Linked DNA regions of Mus musculus: region 1 is linked to region 2. Evidence: chromatin loops called from intact Hi-C (ENCODE). Cell type or tissue: left cerebral cortex. All regions are shown on one strand. Each heading gives the region's core, and the rest is flanking DNA. Links, peaks and the distances in the headings are about the cores only.

Region 1 (12,845 bases), core at 2,452-10,451, 120 kb before region 2:
ATTGTCCCTTACAAAGTTACAGATTCTGTTCTGAGAGTGCTTGGGTGCCTTTCTCGTGTTTCTGTGTCTGTCTAACCGGTCCAAGGGTCCACCGTGTCCTGGGCTCAAGCTGACTTATCCCACTATCAAACTCCTATTCATACCCTCGGGCTGCCACACGCCCATCCCCACTCTGTGGAAGAATGGGAGGGGAGGTGGGCTATGCCGTCCCCTCCCTCGATGGCCCCTTGGCCTGGGCTGTCTTCCTTCCTTAAGCTCTGTTTAGTTTAGTGGAGCACCAGATAAGAGTCCTATCCTCTTCCAGTGGACCTTGTTTCATGCATTCAAGGACATACAGCCAATAAAAAACGACAGTAATGAAACATACCCGGATGCTCTTGTAGTTCCCTCTTCTGTTACCACTGTGGGAAGAGGCCCTAAAACTTATTTAGCAGGAACACCGGGCGAAGATCGGGTCCATTGCCAGCAGCACCCTAAGCGCTGCTGAGGGCTCCAGTTCATTGGCTGTGGGTGGCGGTATTTAGTTACCCATCTCCTGTTTGCTCTTTCAGACCCTAAGGACGTCAAGTGCTCCTCCACCCTCCCCACGGTAAGAGCTCCTGTGTTTCCTGTTACCTCCCAGTACAGCCTGCTCCTCTTTACAGCCCACACTGCCAGCAAGGAAAGGCTGGCCACAGCCTCACGCATGACAAGAGTCTATCTCAGCCATTGCAACCCACTGAGCCCTTCCTGCTTCTAAGTCCTCCGCTCTCCCTACAGAGGCTACCTGAAACATGTCACCACAGCCTGGCCTGACATCCCTCAGTGGCTCCCATAAAACCCCCTCTACCTGTTTTCCCTCTGCCCTGTCAAGCAAGCGTTAGGCATATCAAGGAGACCCTTGCTCTAGGGACAGTGCCCAAATTGTACAGCAGGGGGCACCAGAGCCTCTTCCTGTTGAGGCTTAACAGCCCAGGGGTCCTGGGTGTATGTATGTGTGTGTGGGGGGGGTGGGGGGTGGAGAACATTCTGACACTTTATTAACGAAAAACAAAAATAAGCAAAGAAGGCTACTATATTCTAGAAATGTAGCCATGGTGGTATTTGAAAGTGTTCTCAAAGCCATGATGATTTCAGAGTCCAAGTTCACAGAGCTGGTGGTGATTTCATTGTGATCTGAGGCCTCCGTGAGTCACTGGGGTTTGGGGGGTGGGGTGGGGTAGCTCTAAACACAATAGAACCAGGATACTCACTTGCAGACAAGAAAACCTCTGTGGCCACATCCTGCAGCAGCGAATTCTAGAAGTGGCTTCTTCCTCATTGCTAGCTCCAGACATACAGGGGACCAGGCTAGGCACAAGCTCCTGCCTCTCCTGCTGGCACGTATGTGAGGTAGGGCTGAGTCTGCCCGATGCTATACGTGATCTTGGCCAAAAGGTCTAAGCATATCTTTATTAATTTTCTCCTTTTCAAGTCTCTGAGTGAGTCACCAGGGTCTCACAGAGCTCAGCTGCCCTGAGGGCTCGATGGCATGCTGAGCCGGAATCATAAACAGAACTGTTGCTATCTCCACCCTCTTAATGTTTCACAGTGGGGTTCAGCTTCAACACAGGAAGTCATGGGGGTACCCAGCCCTGGCGTAGCTGAGCTGAAGAGAAAAACCATGTCTATTAGGCCTCATCAGAATTCAAGGCTTTAGTGTTTCAAATGGGACCATCTGAATGGGGGAGGGGTGGGGCGAGAAATATTTACAAATTGTGTCTGGGCAGAGACCTGCATCTAGAATACTAACTCATTACTTAGACAGCCAAGGACAAGCAGGGTCAGAGGACCACAGCAGATATTTCTTCTAAGAAGACACACGGGTGGGCTGTGGGCAAGAAGTACGTGTGTCTCACCACTCGGTGTGAGCAGGCATCAGGCGACTTGGTCAAATCCACAGGGTGGCTGTCATGAGGGTTAGTGTGAATGTGGAGGGATCAGAACTCCCGCCTCCCTAGGGCGTATGGAAAGGGATGCAGCCTCGTGGAATGAACAGTTACATCTGACCCCACAGCCCCACTCCCAGAAACACACCAAGAGAATCACAATCACGAAAGACTTGGGCACACAGGTTACCCATAGGGTTATAGCATCCCAAAAATGGAGCAAAATAGACAACTGCCAGTTGATAAACAGATGCATTCAGTGTGATACATTCTGTGGTGAAATATTATTAGGCAGTAGGAGAAATTAAGCTCTGTTGAAGCCATTTGGCTGAACTAAAGAAGCGATTCAGAGAAAGCCACAGCATAAATACAGTTCCATTTGTATGAATGCTTGACTGCTGAGCTATAGCCCAGTCCCTGTGGGAAGCATCCAGAAGTGGGAAAAAATCCTGAGAACAAGCAGATCAGTGAGGGGAGAGGGGGCTGGGGGGACAGCACACAGTGACAGTGCTGTCCCTAAAGGTGAGGAGCATTCTGGGGTTGCGGTCAGTGCTGGATACAAGGCTCTGACTCAGACCACTGAACAGAAAGTCATGAAACAGCAGCATATTTCTGGTTGTTCATCACAATTTTTTTCCTGAGAATTTTTTTCTGTCATGAAAGAAGTGTTCATTTAAAAAAAAAATGTATTGGTGAGCTGGAGAGATAGCTTAGTGGTTAAAAGTACTGAGTTCAACGCCCAGCATCCACATGGTGGCTCACAACCATCAGTAATGGGATCTGATGCCCTTTTCTGGTGTGTCTGAAGACAGTGATGGTGTACTCGCATATACAAAAAACAGTAAGTATTGGGTTTTAGTGTGTAAGCATCTTCCTCTGAGGTTGTATACTCTCTCTCTCTCTCTCTCTCTCTGTGTGTGTGTGTGTCTGTGAGCGTTCATGGAGACAAAGAGTACATCAGATCCCCTGGAACCGGAGTTTGGAGTTTGTTGTGAGCCACTAGGTGGGTGCCAGGAATAGAACCTAGGACCTCTGGAAGAGCAGCCAGTGCCCTTAACCACTGAGCCACATCTCCAGCCCCAGTGTAAGCATTCTCATGGAAGTCTAATCAGCTGCTTCTCTTCCAGCACCCTAGAGCCTCTGAGAATGGCATAAACAGATTTAGACTGCAGAAGCAAACCACGTACAGTGAAAAGAATGGACCTCTGGTGAGTGACACACAGCTTCCACCTGCTGGGATGTCTTTAGAGATTCAGAACCAGTCTCTAACCCCCCCACCCCCCACCCCCCCTACCCCACCCCCCGTGGACCAACTGGCTGTCCCCGGGCCTCAGGCGCAGCTCAGACATCCAGGATCTTTAAGCCATTGAATCTCCTTGTATTCCTAAGGGCCATTTGAGTCAGCCTCGTTGACTTTCTCTGGACAGTCAGCTAAACTCACATGTCTTCAAATCAACTCTGAAAATTATCCAATGATTAATTAACAATAATTAATAAATCAATTAATTATAATCCATCCAATAACTGTTCACTAGCAGGAAGCACTACTCAGGGTTGGTAGGGGCTGAGGAGGCAAATGCAGATGGGAAGTGAGCAGAGACCTCAGCCACCTGCACCCCAGGTGCTGTTCCAGCTGGCCTCAGCAGGTGTCACTGCGGCACAGCTGTATGAGAGGTGGGTGTTGCAGGTGCAGGTACACAGCGCAAGAAGAGCGCACAGTGGGCTCCGGGTACAAAGTGATATCAAGAGTCCATACCACAGGCCCAAGAAAAGGTGGCAAATGTCACAAAAGGTCTTCTCTCAGCTTTCTCCCACTTTTTAGAAGAAGGAACAGAGGCACACATGTGTTAGGTTCCTGATTTTGTACCCCCAGAATGAGCCCAGAAACCTTCCCCATGCCTGGCCTGAGTTTCTGAGCTGAACCCTCTGGAGTATTGTAGACTCGGTCTTAGCCATTGAAGTTGTAGCCGTTTTCTTTCGTCTTAAGTCGGATTGCCTGAAGGATCTGTGCGCGCTAAGCATGCTCTCATTTCTTTATTGCCCAGAGAAACTTAACTTGTGGTGTCTGGAGTGTGGGAAGAAAGACACATGATATGCCATAAAGTCCTGGTCTTTAGACTTTAAGGAAGAGGTGGGGCTGTGGCTAGTCACTCGGATGTGCCTGTAGCCACACTGTGGGAAGCCTGTCTTTGTTGAGGTCTGTGTTTCCCATCTAGAGAGCAAGGCAAAGGCGAGTGAGCTTACCATTTGGAGGCTCATTTGGGTCTCAGCAGTGTCCGAGCCCTGGACAGTCAGAGATGCCAAGGAAGATGGTTATAGATCTGTCCACCCTGTACCCCAGAGGCTGCATGTACCGCACCCCAGGATGGCTATGAATTTTACAGCCTATGAATTTTACAGCCCAATGCACGGTTTTTGTTTTTTTGTTTTGTTTTGTTTTGTTTTGTTTTGAATGTGGACTTCATTGATGGCAGCGTAGTGTTTCAATGTCAAAAGGTTGGTCATGCCTGCAAGAATCTCAGTTCACTCAAGTTATAGTTTTAAAAAACACATCTTGATTAACGTTCAACACCTCTGTGACGCTCCTCTTCAGTGACCGTGAAGGATGACATTTTGTTCCTCATAGTGATTAACCTGAAAAGGCTCGCTCTGGTTTTAGCGTTTTGCTTGCCTTTTCTTTTCCCTCTGCAACACTGTTCAGTGCCACCAAGAAGCCAGCAACCTAGTTGGCTTATTCAAGCTAACAGTAGGGACAGTCAGTCAGGGACAGATCCGGCTCACATGGTGTCTTGCCCTTGCCATGGGTTAGGATATGTGCGTGGGAGGGTGTCCCCTGAGCTTGGCAGGAGCCCCTGGTTGTCCCCTTTCCCAGAGTGTTCCAGTCTGACCCCAGGTGCTCCTTACCAGACACAAGGCTTAATGCAGAGGTCACTCGTGGCTGCAGGGGACCCCCCCTTTGGTCACGTGACTTGTGATGGTTGACTTGAGCTGGTCGTTATTCCCATCGCCATGGCCACCATCCTCTTCTTCCTGGGCATCTCTGACTGGCCAGGGTTCAGATGCTGCTGAGACCCACATCAGCCTCAGAATGGTAAACTCAGTCGCCTGTGTCTTGCTCCCTAAATAGGAAGCGCAGACCTCAGCAAGGGCAGGCTTCCCATAGTAGGACTACAGGCATGTGCATGTGTGTGTAGTGCGTTCACAAACTACTCTTTTGCCAATAGCAGGAGCAGCCTTTGCTCTTGGGCAGCATAAGCCAAGGACAGGGCTCTGACTGAAGAATCTCCTTATTCACCCTCCAGTCCTTGGGCTGGAGCACACATGGAACCTGCTTATTACGCACGCACGCACGCACGCAGGCTAGAACATATGTAGCAGATGTACAGCTTGGTCTTCGTGTGGGTCCTGAACAACTGGAACGAGGTTCTGTCCCACAAACTGTTGCCTGTCTGGGATATGTTCTTCTAGCTGGGCTGCCTTGTCTGACCCCAGTGGGAGAGGATGCATCTAGCCTCACAGAGATTTCATGTGCCAGAGTGGGTGGATACCCAGAGGGACCCCCAATTGCTCAGAGGAGAAGGGGAGGAGGGATAGGGGAAGGATGGTGGGAGGGGATGACCAAGAGCAGGGCAGTGAGGGAGATGTAAAGTGAGTAAGTAAAAAAATAGAGTCTGAGGCAGAAGCCCCTCCTCCTGCCCGCCCCCCTCCATTTGTCTCTCATTGCTCAGTGGCTCCTTGTTTACTCCAAAGGAAACAGCGCCTCCTTTTGCCTGAGCAGTCTAAGTCTGCAGTTTTAAGCAATCCCAGCAGGTGGCGCCTTGGGGCACTTCACACTCCCAGGCAGTCTCTACAGGAGAGTTCCCTGTTTTCTCTGGTTGACCTGTCCTTATAGCTATCCAGGTCCCAGACTGCTCCTCCCTTTGCACTTAATTGCTTTGTGGCTTGCTGCATCTTAACCCCTGGTCAGGGCCCCTTTCTATTTAAAAGGGCACGTAAAGTCATGCAGGTCTCAGCTTGGTCGCCAGGGGTTACCCTGAAGCTTGGAGCTGTTCAGAGATTCTTAAAGCTCGGTCAGCCTGGGAATGAGGTCCCGGGCTCTCAGAGAAGCCAGTGTTAGGTATGATGAAGGAATGGTGGCATGCCTCCCAAGCTGGACACCTAACTTGATCCATTGAAAGCATTGCCAGGTCGCAGTGTGACCGTGAGGAGCGGAACGCGCCCCTCCTTCACACCTGAGCTTTCCCTCTGCCTTCTTAAGTATGGCGTTCAGTGTGAGAATGTCCTGGCTACTGAGCTCAGCCTGGGTGACGTGGGCATCTCAAGCTCACACACAATGCTGAGTCTCTGCATGTCAAACCTGTCCCCTACGTTTCATCTTTTTTATTTAATATGTATGTGAGTGCCTTTTATTTAATCTGTATGCGAACTGTGTGTGCAGTCCCCACAGAGACCAGGAGGGGGCGCTGGATTCCTAGCGCTGAAGTCACAGGCATTCTGTGAGTGCTGGAAATTGAACCTGGGTCCTTTGCTAAAGCAGCAAGTGCTCTTAACCTAAGCCATCTCCCCAACCCCAATATCTTTTTTTTTTTTAAATTCTTCTGTGGTTTATATTCACCCTGCATGGTTTAGAGTAAAACAAAATGCATCAATGGCTGTTAGGTCCTACGGCACGACATGCCTGAAGCCCTTAGGAGCACTCCTATTTAATCCACTGGGATTCATGGTTCATTCAGAGAAAGCCTCTTTCTATCACCCTTGCTATGACTTAAAACTCCACGCAGAGCTGGGATTTCTCCACCGTGCTCCAGTAAGCACAAATTCTGTCCCTCGGGGATGTCCCCGGTATCGGAAGGCACAAATCTCAGAACTGGCTTATAAATTTTAAAATAACATCGTTTCTGGCAGTCTTTGTACACTGTGACCTCCTTGCAAGGTCCAGAGTCCTGTGAAGAATTCCTCACTAGCAAGTCCATGAAATTACATCGTCCTATGGCACAGTGACCACGTTGCTGTGTTAAACTTTAGCTTCACTCCTTCCAAAAAAGCATCATGTGGTTGTGGGTGAATATGTAAACAGTCCCTTTAGGCACGATCAGCTATTTTGTCATCTGCAAGGTTCATGCCAGAGAACTGTGTAATTGGGTTCAAACAAGCAAAAACCACACACACACACACACACACACACACACACACACAAACCACCTGTTGTTTGTGTTGGATGTGTTCCTGAATTATCTTTGGCCACATGGCAGCCCAGGGCTGCAGGCTAGACACAACTGATTAGACCATAATGAAAATCCAATCTGATTATATCTAAGAGGGTGTTTAGTATAGGCATCTTCTCCTGTTACCAGAATCTTCCAGATGTTTGGGTACAAGATACAATATACACCCAGGTGTGCTTTAAAAAAAAAAAATTAAAGATTTATTCTAAATTTTTAAAATTGCTCTATCTGCATGTACACCCGAAGGCCAGTAGAGGGCATCAGATCCTTTTTTTAAAATTTAAGATCTATTTTATATAGTTCTCTGCTTATACACACTCATGCCAGAAGAGGGCATCAGACCCTATCATAGATGGTTGTGAGCCACCATGTGGTTGCTGGGAATTGAACTCAGGACCTCTGGAAGAGCAGCCAGTGCTCTTAACCACTGAGCCATCTCTCCAGCTCCACATAGAGTTGTGTTTTAACCTACTGATCTTTCTCCACAGCGACATGGGGTTCTTTTTTTTTTTTTTTCCTTTCTTTCTTGTCTTTTACTATTTCTGAGCACATGGCATTTCATAAGCCAGGTGGATGCTAAGGACTGAGGAGGCAAATTGTTTGTCACTGGTCTGTCTTAGGGTTTTTATTGCTGCAGTGAAATGTGACCAAGAAGCAAGTTGGGAGGAAAAGGTTTACTCAACTTACACTTCCACATTGCTGTTCATCACCAAAGGAAGTCAGGACAGGAACTCACACAGGGCAGGAACTTGGAGGCAGGAGCTGATACAGAGGCCATGGAGGGATGTTACTTGCTTCCTCTGCCTTGCTCAGCTTGCTCTCTTATAGAACCCAAGACCACTAGCCCAGGGGGATGGCACCACCCACAATGGGCTCTCCCATCCTTGATCACTAATTGAGAAAATGCCTTACAGCTGGATCTCATGGAGGTATTTCCTCAAGGGAGGCTCCTTTCTCTCTGATAACTCCAACTTGTGTCAAGTTCATACACAAACCAGTCAGGACATGGGCCCAAGGCTTTTAGTAGGAAACCCACTGTCTTTTTTTTTTTTTTTTTAAAGATTTATTTATTTATTATGTGTATGGTGTTCTGCCTGCATGTATGTCTGCAGGCCAGAAGAGGACACTAGATCTTACAGATGGTTGTGAATCACCATGTGGTTGCTGGGAATTGAATTCAGAACCTCTGGAAGAGCAGCCAGTGCTCTTAACCTCTGAGCCATCTCTCTAGTACCAGGAAACCCATTATCTTACTTGCTTAAAATTCCAGCCTCACTCAGGCAGATGCCCCTCGTGACATCTGTCCCTTTTGCTTGTGTGTCCAGGACCCAGAGCTTCAGTGCTTGCTACTCTCCGACGGGAAGAACCCCCTTCACCCAAGCCATATTGTTGTCCTCCCTGCTGATGGCAACATGGCCGCCATCAGCTTCACGGGAGCCCTGAGGATCCCGGTGAGTCTGCCTGCCAGGGAGACAGTGCTGTGTGGGAAGGGGCTGGGCCTTGGTGAGCTTGAAAGAGAAGTGTGTGGCTGTGGCGTTGGTGGGTCAGGTCCTCCCATCCTGTGTGGGCAGTGTGGCTGGTCACTCCAGGCAGAACGTGGCTCAGTGTGGGATGCCTTTTATTTTAATTTTTAGAGGGCATCAGATCCCATCACAGATGGTTGTGAGCCACACCATGTGGTTGCTGCAAACTGAACTCAGGACCTCTGAAAGAGCAGCTCGTGCTCTTAACCACTGAACCGTCTCTCCAGCCCAGCATGATGCCTTCATTTTGTACTGTCTCTGAACACTTTGAAATTATGTTTTTCACTTGAAAAAAAACAGAAAGCTGGCTGCCCTGGGCCTACACCCATGATACCTTCCCCCTTGGCTCTCCACCCTCTCAGCCATTTGCCTTCTGGCTCTAAGAGTGTAGGGTGCTACACAGGAGGCAACCTGTGCTCACTGCTCTGTGGCTCTACTGAGCCTGCTCCATTTCACAGCACAGTGAGGCTCTGAGTTCCCAGTATGGCGTGTTTCCCCCGAGAGGGAGAGGCATGAAGGGGTTGAGGCTACAGAAGAATAGCCAGCAGTATGCTAAGGTCTTAAGAGGCAGGATCTGATTGTGCTCTGGCACTTGGGGCCTCCTGGCTCTCACAATGCCCTGAGGTGGCAATCTCACACTTTACAGTTGTGAGCACTGGGTTCCTGGACAGGCTTCATAGCCAGCCAGCAGGAGATGGCAGTTTTCAATGAAAGTCATTTCTAAGGATGTGTTCTTACTGTTGGCTAGCAGCCCTTCTATGGTACCTTTCTGCTGTAGACCCCAGATACTTCCGCTAGCATCGGTTGGGGAGCCGACTAACATGTAAATGTGAGACACAGGGCAATATGGACTGGACATGCTTTGGAGGCCTGGCGCAGCCTTCTCTCTGTCCCTGCCCATGCCCATGCCCCTACCCAGATGGTTGGCATAAGAGTCTACAGCGAGCATCTATTTACCCACCCCTAGGCTCTTCTCCAGCTATGATGCCATCTGTTGATCTGAGGGTGAAGTGAGATGATTTTATCCCAGTACAGAGCATGCCAAGCATCTCTGTAGTAGGTACCACATGCTCGCTCCCATCCTATGATACAATAACAACCGGAAAACCCCAAGGGGACTCTGTGTGTGTGTGTGTGTGTGTGTGTGTGTGAGAGAGAGAGAGAGAGAGAGAGAGAGAGAGAGAGGCATACACATGAGTATGCAGGTGCACACACCCATGTGCAGCCATTCAGAGCCCTGAGGAAGATGTCTAACATCTTCATCTATTGCTCTCCCCACCTTATTACCTTGAAGCAGCAGCTCTGTGTGAACTGGAAGCTTGCCAGGTTGGCTAGATAGCTGACCGGCGAGCTCCTGGGATCTGCCCCATCTCCACTCTCCAGGGCTGGAGTTACAGACACACACATAACTATGCCTGGCGTTTTATGTGGGTACTGGGGATTTAAACTCAGGCCATATTTGTATAGCAAGCACTCTTCCGTACTGAGCCTTCTCCCCAACCCAGTCTTTTTTTTTTTTTTCCTTTGGTTTTTGGTTTTTCGAGATAGGGTTTCTCTTTATAGCTCTGGCTGTCTTGGAACTCACTTTGTAGACCAGGCTGGCCTCGAACTCTGAAATCAGCCTGCCTCTGCCTCCTGGGATTATAAGCGTGTGTGCCACCACGCCCGGCTCCCAGCCCAGTCTTCATGAGCATCTCTCTGGGAGGAAATCACTAGCTATCATTTGGCCGGGCTTCTCGTTGGCTCTTGTTACAACACTGAGTTTCTGCCCTGCTGGCAGTCAGACTAGGTGAGTCTGTGCTCCGGATCTCCTAGGTCTCGCTTCCCACTCATGCTCTCCCCTAAGCAAGGTTGAACCCTGTAGAAACACTGCGTGTCCGCCAAGGAACAGCCCTTTGTCCTGGGGCACACCTTGAGACACACTGCTGATCCCACCCCCAGTTGACAATGGCTCCCTCTTCCAGGGCGTGATTGAGTTTTCTCTGTGTTTGCTGTTTGCCAAGCTGGTCAGCTACACATTCCTGTTCTGGCTCCCGCTGTACATCACCAGTGTAGGTGAGTGCCTGCCGGAAGGGACATTCCGCTCTGTGCTTGCTGGAAGGGAGGTTCCCCTCTGTGCTTGCCGGAAGGGACGTTCCGCTCTGTGAGCTAGACTGCTCAGAACTCCCTTCCTCCTGCTGGGCCACACAGGGTGACTGGACAGCAACTGGACAGCGTGGCTCGGCAGATGGGAGAGGACGTGGATGTAGACACAGTGTGTGGCTCTGGTAGTAACTTTCACCGGGCTCATCCGGTTACTCCCTGACCCCTCTGTGGTTCTCGGAGGCTGCCTGTGTTTAAATCTAGGCCGTGTCAGGCTTTGGAACACAGCGGCCAGCAAGCAGGAGCATGGCCACCAGGGGCTGAGATCTGACCTACAAACTGTTTCTGGGGATGTGTTTTGATTTGTGGGAGGGCTGACAGTCTCTTGGGTTCCCAGAGTCTAAGAATGTCCAGAGCTGTGGCTCTTGATAGAATTTTCCAGAAAGAAAGTACTATATAGCTGTGTGTCATTGGCTCAGCAGTTCTCAGGAACCAAGTGGGGCTGTTGCATGCATGGTGACACCTTGGCCTCAGGAACCAGTGAGTGAGTCAGGGGAAGGAACGAAAGGAGCGGGGCTTTGTAGATACAGCTTTGGGCTTGGGCAAGAGCTCTAGGGACAGCATAGGAAAGAAGGCTTTGAGAATGGAAGACTGATTCTAAGGTGTGTCATAAGGCCATGTCAAGGTTGACCAAAACCCCAAAGCTGAAGGGAATGTCACCTCAGCCGAGGAAGCTGGGGCAGCAGCAAGGTGGGGACTTTCTTGGGATGTGGCTAACAAGAGCAGGCTGCAGAAAGGAAGAGGTTGGGTGAGCAGGCTGCAAGGAGCTACCTCAGGGCACTGCCTAACCATCCCTACCTCATCCTGGCACATGCACAGTAAATAGTCCTAACAGGGAGTCTCAGTAAGAGGCTATGCTCCCTTTGACAAGAGAACAATCTTAGCCACAATGTCGAACTGCTGGATGCCCAGTCAGAGTCTTGGTTTGAGTCAACCCCAGTTCCTTGCCAGCCAAGGGCTTTCCAGTTGTCTCCTCAGACTGGCCAGCATCTAGTCAGCTGGAAGCAAAGGGACATGAAATGGCAACGCCCTGCTACTAAGGCATGAGAAGGCTCTGGTCCCCACTGGGGTCAGATAGCACATGATACCACACTCTGTTTCACTGGGTGACTGACTGAGTAGCTTGGCCATTGCTCTGAGGAGCCCTGCCAGGACCTACACACACACACACACACGCACGCGCACACGCACACACACACACACACACACACACAGTAGCTTCCTAGGCTCACCCTCTTTCTGGATGCCCCTGTGATAGCCAAGCACCAGCATCTGGGGAAGGCCAGCAGTGAGTGAGTGCTAGGCTTGGATAAGATGTGTCAACCAGTATCTCTTTAAAAATCCGAGTTTAGGTGATTCTTCATGGTAAAATTCTGCTCCTGGAGCAAGGTCCTACGTGGGTCCCTGTGGGGTAATCAGGATGTGTCCTCACGGGCTCCTATGCTGGTCATTCCACAGATCACCTGGATGCCAAGAAAGCTGGGGAGCTGTCCACATTGTTTGACGTGGGCGGGATCTTTGGTGAGTTCAAGGCGGGGATCTTTGGTGAGCTCTGCATTGTCAAGAACTTAACAATAAAGCTGGGTGACTGACATTCCTGTGACTTAGCACTCTGGAGCTGAGGCTGCAGGTTGGCAAGTTTGAGGCTAGCCTGGGCTACACAGTGAGACCTTGTCTCAAAAAAAAAAAAAATCTATCAATTCCTGTTCTGGTTAGTTTTATTGCTAGGAAAGCACCGTGTAACACAGTGACCATGGCCATTGCTTTGAAAGCAGCTCGTCTCTGACCTTGAGCCAGCTGCCCTCAGAAATGACACACGGGTGTCCCAGGCAGGTGGCAGTGGCATTAGTACCTACCAGGTGAAGGGGTTTTGAGGTTGTTTTTAAAGCCTGACCCTAGACAGCCTGTGACTCCTGAGGCCTGTAAAGATGTGTCCTGCTAGGCCAGACTCCAAGTGGCCACTTCAGATGGGCTCGGGGACAGTTGCTATTGTTCTCGCCTCTGGGACTTGGTCTCCTCAGGGGAGGGGGAGCTCATGCCAGGCATCA
Region 2 (8,000 bases), core at 1-8,000:
CATGGAGCCCGTGTTGCACCCTCGGCTTCACAGCCAGGTTCTCTGTCACTGTCAGGCTCAGTCTGGTGATAACTGGGCACCTGATTTGTTAGCTTGGGCTGAGTAAACAAAATTTAAACAGGAGACCAGCACCCCTGAAACATATGTGACTGACTCTGTTCATAAGACAAAATGCTGCTTTTTTGTGGGGGGATTTTTTTTAATTGCTTCTCATTAAAAAAAAAAAAATTCTATCATACAAGACCTGGCTCTTCGGAATAAGCTGGTACACGTTTCCCACCGTCCTGTGTGTACCTCTCAGCATGCATTGGCTTTCCCCAAGTCAGCTGGTCTTTGGGTCCTCAAGACTATCTTGTCCCACCTGGGGATGGTGAGGAGCCACAGAAAAGTTAGTGACCGCTCCAGCAAAGGACGGCACACAGGAGGCATGTGTAAGTCACAGCAGTGCCCACTCCAACGTGCTGGAAGCTGACCGCTCCAGCTTGGGAAGTGTCAGCAAGGCTGGTTCCTCTGGGATCTGAGGGAGAGTCCGTTCTAACCTGACTTCCGTTAGTCCTTCCCACTCCCTAGCTAGTATGGCTGCCGCCTGATCCTGTCGTCCATGCCCTGTCTGTTTCTTGTAAGGACACTGCCATTTGAATCAAGGATGTTCCCATTGCAAGTTCTTTACCTAATATCTGCCAAGGATCTTTTGTTTAAATCAAGTGGTAGTCTCAGGATCCTGGCCCTGGGTGGCTGGGCAGGCTGCCAGGAAGACACCTTGAGTCACTGTTCCATATAGACACACAACCAGGCACAAACATATACACAAAGACATGGATAGACACACTGGAAAGCATGTGTGCACACGCAGGCCCATCTGGGTGTCATTAACTGTTATCTGTGTCTCAGGGTTAGGGACATCCAGCTGTAAACCCCCACACCACACTGACCTTGTAGTGAACGGAATTTCCTGCTTGCTCTTTGACCTTAAACCAAATACACGTTTCTCCTCTGTGACTGTCAGCACTTTTTCCCCCCGTTCTGTGTAAATGTTTAGCTTTTAAGGAGTCTGGGATTACTGGAGGGTCAAAGGTGATTTCATAACCATGGAACAGCCTGGCCCTTGCCTCCTATCCTGCCTGGAGCTATTCACTTCCTTCCTGGTATGTTGTGGTGGGGACACAGGGCATCCCTGCTCCATCTACTCTTTGTACTCGTGCCCTGGACCGACACCAAGACTTAAACACCAGTGTGGACCGCAGCCAGAGCTGATGCCAGAAGACAGAGGTACCAGGGTACGCAAACAATCCAGAATTTCCATACTGAACTGAATTGGAACCAGTCTTTCGGTGTCACTCAGGAACTGTGCCTGAGGCAAACTTTAAGAGCAGTCCCAGGAGAAAGCATTGAAAAGCAGCTCTCTATTCCCTCTTGGAGTGAAGTCCATCCCTTAGCTTTGCAGATAGGAGAGAGAGAGAGAAAGAGAGAGAGAGAGAGAGAGAGAGAGAGAGAGAGAGAGAGAGAGAGAGAGAGAGTATGTCCACAGTTCCTGTGAGTTCTTAGTGTTGAAGAAGGTAAAATTGTTTTCCACAGAGCCAACATCTCCCTTAGGAATTTACTCTTAAATAATTTTTATGGGGAGGCAACAAAGTACAGAAGCCCACAGAAACCCCTTCTGAAGTTGGAGCTGGAGAGGCAGCCCCACGATTAAGAACACTGGCTGCAGTTCCAGAGGACCTGGGTTTGATTTCCAGACACCCATCCACGTAGCTCATAACTCTCTGTAACTCCAGTTCCAGGGGGACTCCATCACCCTCTCGGTCCTCTGCAGGCATTTCCCCTCTTCTGAAGTCCACATGCATTTCCCATGATTCCAAAGTAGGTAACTCTGCAGGCCAGCATGTCAGAAGGCCTATGTAGGCTGTGTCACCAGGGTACTGGCCATGGAAAATGGTTCAGGGCGACTCCTACTTTAGCTTGGAATATCTGTGCCTACCTGTAGGTCAAACTTAGAGGGACAGGGGACCTGTCTTAGCTAGGGTTTTCCTTTTTTTTTTTTTTTTTTTCCGAGACAGGACTTCTCTGTATAGCCTCGGCTGTCCTGGAACTCACTCTGTAGACCAGGCTGGCCTCGAACTCAGAAATCCGCCTGCCTCTGCCTAGGATTAAAGGCATGCACCACCACAGCCTGGCAAGGCAACTCTTAAAAGGACAACATTTAATTGGGGCTGACTTACAGGTTCAGAGGTTCAGTCCATTATCATCCAGGTGGGAGCAAGGCAGCATCCAGGCAGGCATGGTATAAGAGGAGCTGAGAATTCTACATCTTCATCTGAAGACTGCCAGGAGAAGAGTGGCTTCCAGGCAGCTAGGACAAGGGTTTCATTGCCCACCCCCATCCTCACCCTACCCCCATGGTTAGGAGGAGGGTCTTAAAGCTCACGCCCAAAGTGACACACCTCCAAATAGTTCCATTCCCTGAGCCAAGCATATTCAAACCACCATAGGACCCTAATGGATGAAACTTGGGTCAGGCCATGAGTCCAATGGTCTGTGAAGACATCACAGTATGGAGCACATGGCTTCCTTCTACAGGATCTGATAGTAGGAGGACTGAAGGGGGCCTGCGATGAACAACAGAACACCAGGTCACACCTCTAATCCCAGCCACTTACAAACCAAGACAGGAAGATTGTGCGTTAGAGCCAGGCTGTGGTCTCTCACATACATGCCAAGTGGAGTCTGCCACACGTCTCCTAGGATCTGTTGGCCTTCCTCCATGCTCTGCCTTTTAAACATTGATGATTGATTGATTGAGCTGCAGCTTGCTCTGCTTGTCTATCTGCCTCATGTTCCGACCATGTCCCAGAGGCAAGCCTTCAACCTGCAAAGAAACACAACCAGGTTTACACAAGACCGTGGCAGCCATATTGAACTCATCGCTACGGAACGAAGGGTGCTTGAGTGATGCCCTCGGAAGAATGTCCAGTGGCCTTCAACAGCTTCTTTGGGTGCCAGTGATACAAGAAAGCATGAAGAACCCCACTTAAAAGAAAGGGTGACCAAGTGGGTGACCAAACCTGCCTAGCCTCTGTGTTCCCCACAGCTGCTACCTAGACTTGTTCCCAGGCTGCCACCACCCTGTCCCCAGACACTGATGCCAAAGACCTTCATTTTGGTCTGCACATACCAGCCTTGTATGGGACAGGCAGAAGCTTCTCTGGCCCAGAAACAAGTCACCCGGACCAGGGCTGACCGTTTCCCTTTGTGCAGAAGAGACGGTGTCCCTATGAAACCCTATCCCAGGTTGGCCACTGCCTTGGACAGTTCTGGAGAACCCAGAAGGAGGCTGAGTCACACCAGGTTGCCTTTGCACATGCACCCAATCTGCAGTTCCTCTTCTTGGGTTAGAGGCATTGTCAGGAACCCGCTAAGTCCCCAAATGGCTGTTTTCCTTTAGAAAGGGTCACGCTGTGTTTTTAGCAATTATTGGCAGGAAGGGGAATAGCTCACACCATGGGTAGTGTCCTTTGGCAGGAAACTGAGGTGCAGTCATAAAGTTACAGACATAATTTTTTTCTTCCTCAAGAACCCAGCTTCCGGCAGCATTCCAACTGTTCCCAGCTCCGAGGGAGCAGATTGGCTACTGGCTTGTGGGCAGCCACTCTCATTCGTTAGCTGGGACCCCAGGGATAGGGGATAGGACTGAGTCTGGTCCCTCATCTCCTTGACTTTGCCTGTTTCTCTCCTGGCTGGTGGGAAGGTGAGGGAACCCCAATATCAGTAGTGTGGGAAGGTAGAGATACCTTTGCCACATGTCCAGCATCCTTCTGGGACCCTCAGCTGCCAGTCTGGCTAGACGCCCCCCCCCCACGATTACCTCCAGTAACACACCCCCCCCCGTCTGTGTCTCTTTGTCACCAGTGGAAGGACTTAAAGTGGTGGAGATCGAAAAATGCAAGAGTGACATTAAAAAGATGCGGGAGGAGTTGGCAGCTAGGAACAGCAGGTAAGTCCTGTATCCAGAGCCTGTGGAAGCCGGTCCTGGACAGGGCTCTGTGGAAACCGTGGGATGGGCTATGGCTAATGTGCCTTGATCTGCTTCCAACCTGGATAACACAGCCTGTTGTATCAGACATCAACTACTCTCCCATTTTCTTTCCTTTTCATTTTTAAAGATTTATTATATATTACATACATATATACTATTATATATATACTCTGTCTTCATGCACCACATCCTATTTCAGATGGTTGTGAGCCACCTTGTGGTTGGTAGAAGCTGAACTCAGGAAGATGTATTTTTATGTCTATGGGTGTTTCCCTGTAGGCATGTCTGTGTCCCACTTGTATGTCTCGTGCCCATGCTGGCCAAAAGAAGGCATCAGAACTTCTGGAACTAGAGTTACAAGCAGTTGTGAGCTGCCACATGAGTGCTGGGAATAGAACCCCAGCCCCCTGCAAGAGCAATAAATGCTCACAACTGCTGAGCCGTCTTTCCAGACCCCTACATTTTCTTATAAAGGGGTTGGTTGGTTTTGTGGCTGGAAAATGTCCATACATGCAAGGGAAGCAGCTCTTCTCTTCTCCAGAGCCCCGAGTAACAGTAAATTCCATACTTGAAAGAATTTGGTATCCATTTTTTTGTTATTTTGATTGGGGGGGTTATTTGTTTGTGTCTTTGTTTAGCCCTGGCTGTCCTGGATCCCACTATGTAGACCATGCTGGCCTCAAACTAACAGAGATCCACCTGCCTCTGTTGGGGGTTAAGGGCATGTGCCTAACTGATACCAATAAAAAGACAAAGGTGTTTGGTTTATAGTGAACAAGTACCCAGTTTTTATCCCAAGGTCTCCTAGTTCCTAAGGGTAGCCCCCTCTGTTAGAGGAGCACAGAGGATACTCCCATTTCTATGGACTGGGTCACATGACCCTTCAAGGGTGATATCCTCAGAAACCAGTGACCAATAATAATCCAAGCAAAGCATGCCTCCAGCATGGCTTGTCAGTAGGACCATCCTCCAAAGCCACAACTACAGCTACAGGGCAGCATCCTGAGTTAAGAACCAGTCCTGAACCAATGATGTCAGTTGTCTGAGGACCCCAACCTCAAGCATTCTAGAGACAACACTCTCAGGCTGCCTGTGAGAGTGTGGCGTGGCTCTTGCCTGCAGGGAGGGGGTACTGGGAAGTCTGGTGGTCCCCATGGATTCCCACCATGGTGGCCAGCCTGGTTGTCACCAAGAGGGCACAGTATAGGGAAGAGAGGTAAATCAGGGTATTCTATGGGGACCGTGTCACACTCAGGATCATGTGGAGTGGCTAGCTGGTGTAGAGTTAAGGAGCTCTTTATTATTATTATTATTATTATTATTATTATTATTATTATTATTAAAGATTTATTTGTTTATTTATTTATTTATTATAAGTACACTGTAGCTGTGTTCAGACACACCAGAAGAAGGCATCAGATTTCATTACAGATGGTTGTGAGCCACCATGTGGTTGCTGGGATTTGAACTCAGGACCTCGGGAAGAGCAATCAGTGCTCTTAACCACTGAGCCATGCCTCCAGCCCAAGGAGCTCCTGTTCCATTAGATTTGGGTGAAGGGCAGGGCAAAGAATCTTGCAGCCATAGGACACTGAGTGATCAGCTCACTCCCACTGTTCCTGTGAAGGTAGCCAGAATCATAGATCCCAGCCTAGAATCATAAATCTTCCATATGCTCTCAGGGAAGGCAGAAGACAGAACGTAGATCTTCAGGGGCCAGGACAGTCCCATATGCATGACCTCTAAGAAGAACCAGAGTCACCTGGAGGACAGACACTCAGTGAGGCTGGGAACCAGCGCAACAGCCTCTGACCCAAGACCTCACTTAGCCTGTGATCACCCCAGAAGGCATGGTTCCCAGCACCAGGCAGGGGCAGGTGGCCTCTGTGCCAGCCCCCATCAGCAGCGCTGGCAGTCTGCCTGGAGTGGGTTTTTGGCTTGTCTCAGTGACGGGTGTGCCTCTGTACCCCACAAGTACAGTTTAGAGACATAAAGCAGAGCCCTCTGGTGCCTCCACAGGCACCAGAGACAGCATTCTCTGCAGACAGCACTGGAGGTGTCCCTTGTAAGAAAGAGACAGGGTGAGATGCTCAGGCTCTGCCTTCCAAATGAGCAAACAGATGCGAAGCTCTGGCCTGGCTCAGGCACCTGGAGCCACTTTTCTATTCTGAGCCAGTGCTTTAATGTTCAGGATGCAGGATGGAGAAGGTAGTATTTGTGGTACCTCTTCTGTCTTATTGATGGAAGGAGTCCATTTTAAGTGCAGAAGCACACTCAGCCATCAAGCCCCTCCCCGCCCCTCAGGATGAGGCTGTGTAAATCACCTAGACTGTGGAGAAAAGTTGCACCCTTGAGAGGTGCAGACACTACCTTCCTCAAGGAACCAAAGGGACAGGAGACCAGGTGAGGTAGAGCCTAGCTCTACGCTTACAGTAGCTCATGAGCCTGAAGGACAGACTGACATTTGCCCACTTTTGAACACACTCTGACAGGGGCTGGATCCACCAGAACCTACCTAGAGACAAGAGACGGGCTGTACACAGCCTTGGGAAGACGGTATTCTCCTTAGACTTACTGAGGTTTCTGTTTCCCTGAAAGGAATGGATTCCAATAGCCAGCTCACATTCAGGGCAGAGGCGCACACATATCCTACTGGGAAAATATGGTTGCTGTGGTTCCCATGCAAGGAGGGAAAGAATATCCTGCAAGGCCGGTGTAGGGTAATGCAGACAGAGAGTACTGACTGAGGCTTGAGGTCTGTACTCTTCTGCATGTGTCTCAGTCGAATGGCCTTGGCCATGAACTGAGCCCCGGGGGGTGGAAGGCTGGGAAGCCCAGGAAACGAGGCAAAAATGAGCTCCAGACAGAACAAAAAGAAGAGGCACTAGGCCAGCTGCTCTGCCCGCTGGAGGATGCTGGTTCCTGTGGCAACGGGGCTCAGAGTGGGAAGTGGCTGGCCAAGGCAGGGTCAGCAGGCATCTACCAGCCCAGTCTGCCCCCAAGGCCTCAGTGGCTAGGAAGGAGCTGGATTCCAGCAGTCAGCTTCCTGCCTGGGAGGGCTTCCATATGCTCTCAGGGAAGGCAGAAGACAGAACGTTGAACAGAACACAGTGAGGATGTGTGTATAGGAGAGACTGAAGGAGAAACAATGTTACCCTATATAGCCAAGAGCAGAGCGGACCTCTCATAGTCAGGGTGGAGGTGCAGATGGCTTCACTGGAGCACTTGATTGGCTCCTTCTGTTGGTTCCTAGAGCAAATCCTATACATTTGCTAAATCTGTTAGAATCCCCTTGGTACAGCGACTGTCACAATAAGCTGGTAGGTTTTGCAAGTGGTGCAGTTGGGAGAGAGGCAACTGAAGGCTGTGTTTCAAAAGGAAAAGATTTATGATTCTAGGCTGGGAAACCGCACAGGCTCATGGGAGACTTCAGACAACACAGCTGGAGGCTGGGGGGGGGTGGCGGGGGGGGGGTCACTGGTTCAGTTGAAATCTATTGCAAAGCTGGACTCCTGGGTTTTTCCCCTTCTAGGTGTGTTCATCTAGTTTTGAAGGAAAAGAAACTTAATCTACTGCTCTGTGATCTTTTTTCACTTGTAATGTTGTGAAAAATAAGTAGATTCAATTTTAACCCTCCAGGTTGTAGGGTTTTTATCTCTTCTTTTTCTTAACCCAACACCAAATATAGTTGGGAGGCTCAGAAGTGTAGCCATGTGTGTCCTCCATGCCTTAGAACCTTCTGAGGGCTGTCGAGATGGCTCAGCGGTTAAGAGCATTGACTGCTCTTCCAAAGGTCCTGAGTTCAAATCCCAACAACCACATGGTGGCTCACAATCACCCATAATGAGATCTGACGCCCTCTTCTGGTGTGTCTGAAGTCAGCTACAGTGTAATTATGTATAATAATAAATAAATCTTAAAAAAAGAAAGAACCTTCTGAAAAGACACTCTAAGATGTTCTCAGAGT

Evidence for each region. Hi-C counts contacts between places; a loop is a spot of excess contacts. Peaks named below come from ENCODE experiments on the same cell type or tissue, not always from the same donor. Only the 100,000 strongest peaks of a DNase experiment are listed, where the experiment ranks them.
Region 1: a loop joins it to region 2, with 3 times the contacts of the local background. A loop is called at or near these places in 2 of 42 quality-filtered maps.

What each region holds. Positions count from the first base shown.
Region 1 is chr17:31,325,115-31,337,959 of GRCm38, forward strand. It overlaps Slc37a1 (solute carrier family 37 (glycerol-3-phosphate transporter), member 1), which reads left to right. Exons shown (of 20, transcript NM_001242427.1): 9 at 552-589; 10 at 3,035-3,115; 11 at 8,458-8,583; 12 at 10,620-10,710; 13 at 12,256-12,318. Among named protein-coding and RNA genes, the nearest start is that of Slc37a1, 35 kb to the left of the region's middle. In left cerebral cortex, for the core only: CTCF peaks have their summits at 3,539, 5,708 (motif pointing right), 6,361 (motif pointing right) and 7,393 (motif pointing right); DNase peaks (open chromatin) are centred at 3,559, 5,707 and 7,444.
Region 2 is chr17:31,444,461-31,452,460 of GRCm38, forward strand. It overlaps Pde9a (phosphodiesterase 9A), which reads left to right. Exons shown (of 19, transcript NM_008804.4): 7 at 3,907-3,991. Among named protein-coding and RNA genes, the nearest start is that of Gm9902, 13 kb to the left of the region's middle. In left cerebral cortex, for the core only: a CTCF peak has its summit at 4,255 (motif pointing left); DNase peaks (open chromatin) are centred at 4,272, 6,913 and 7,260; H3K27ac peaks cover 1,131 bases.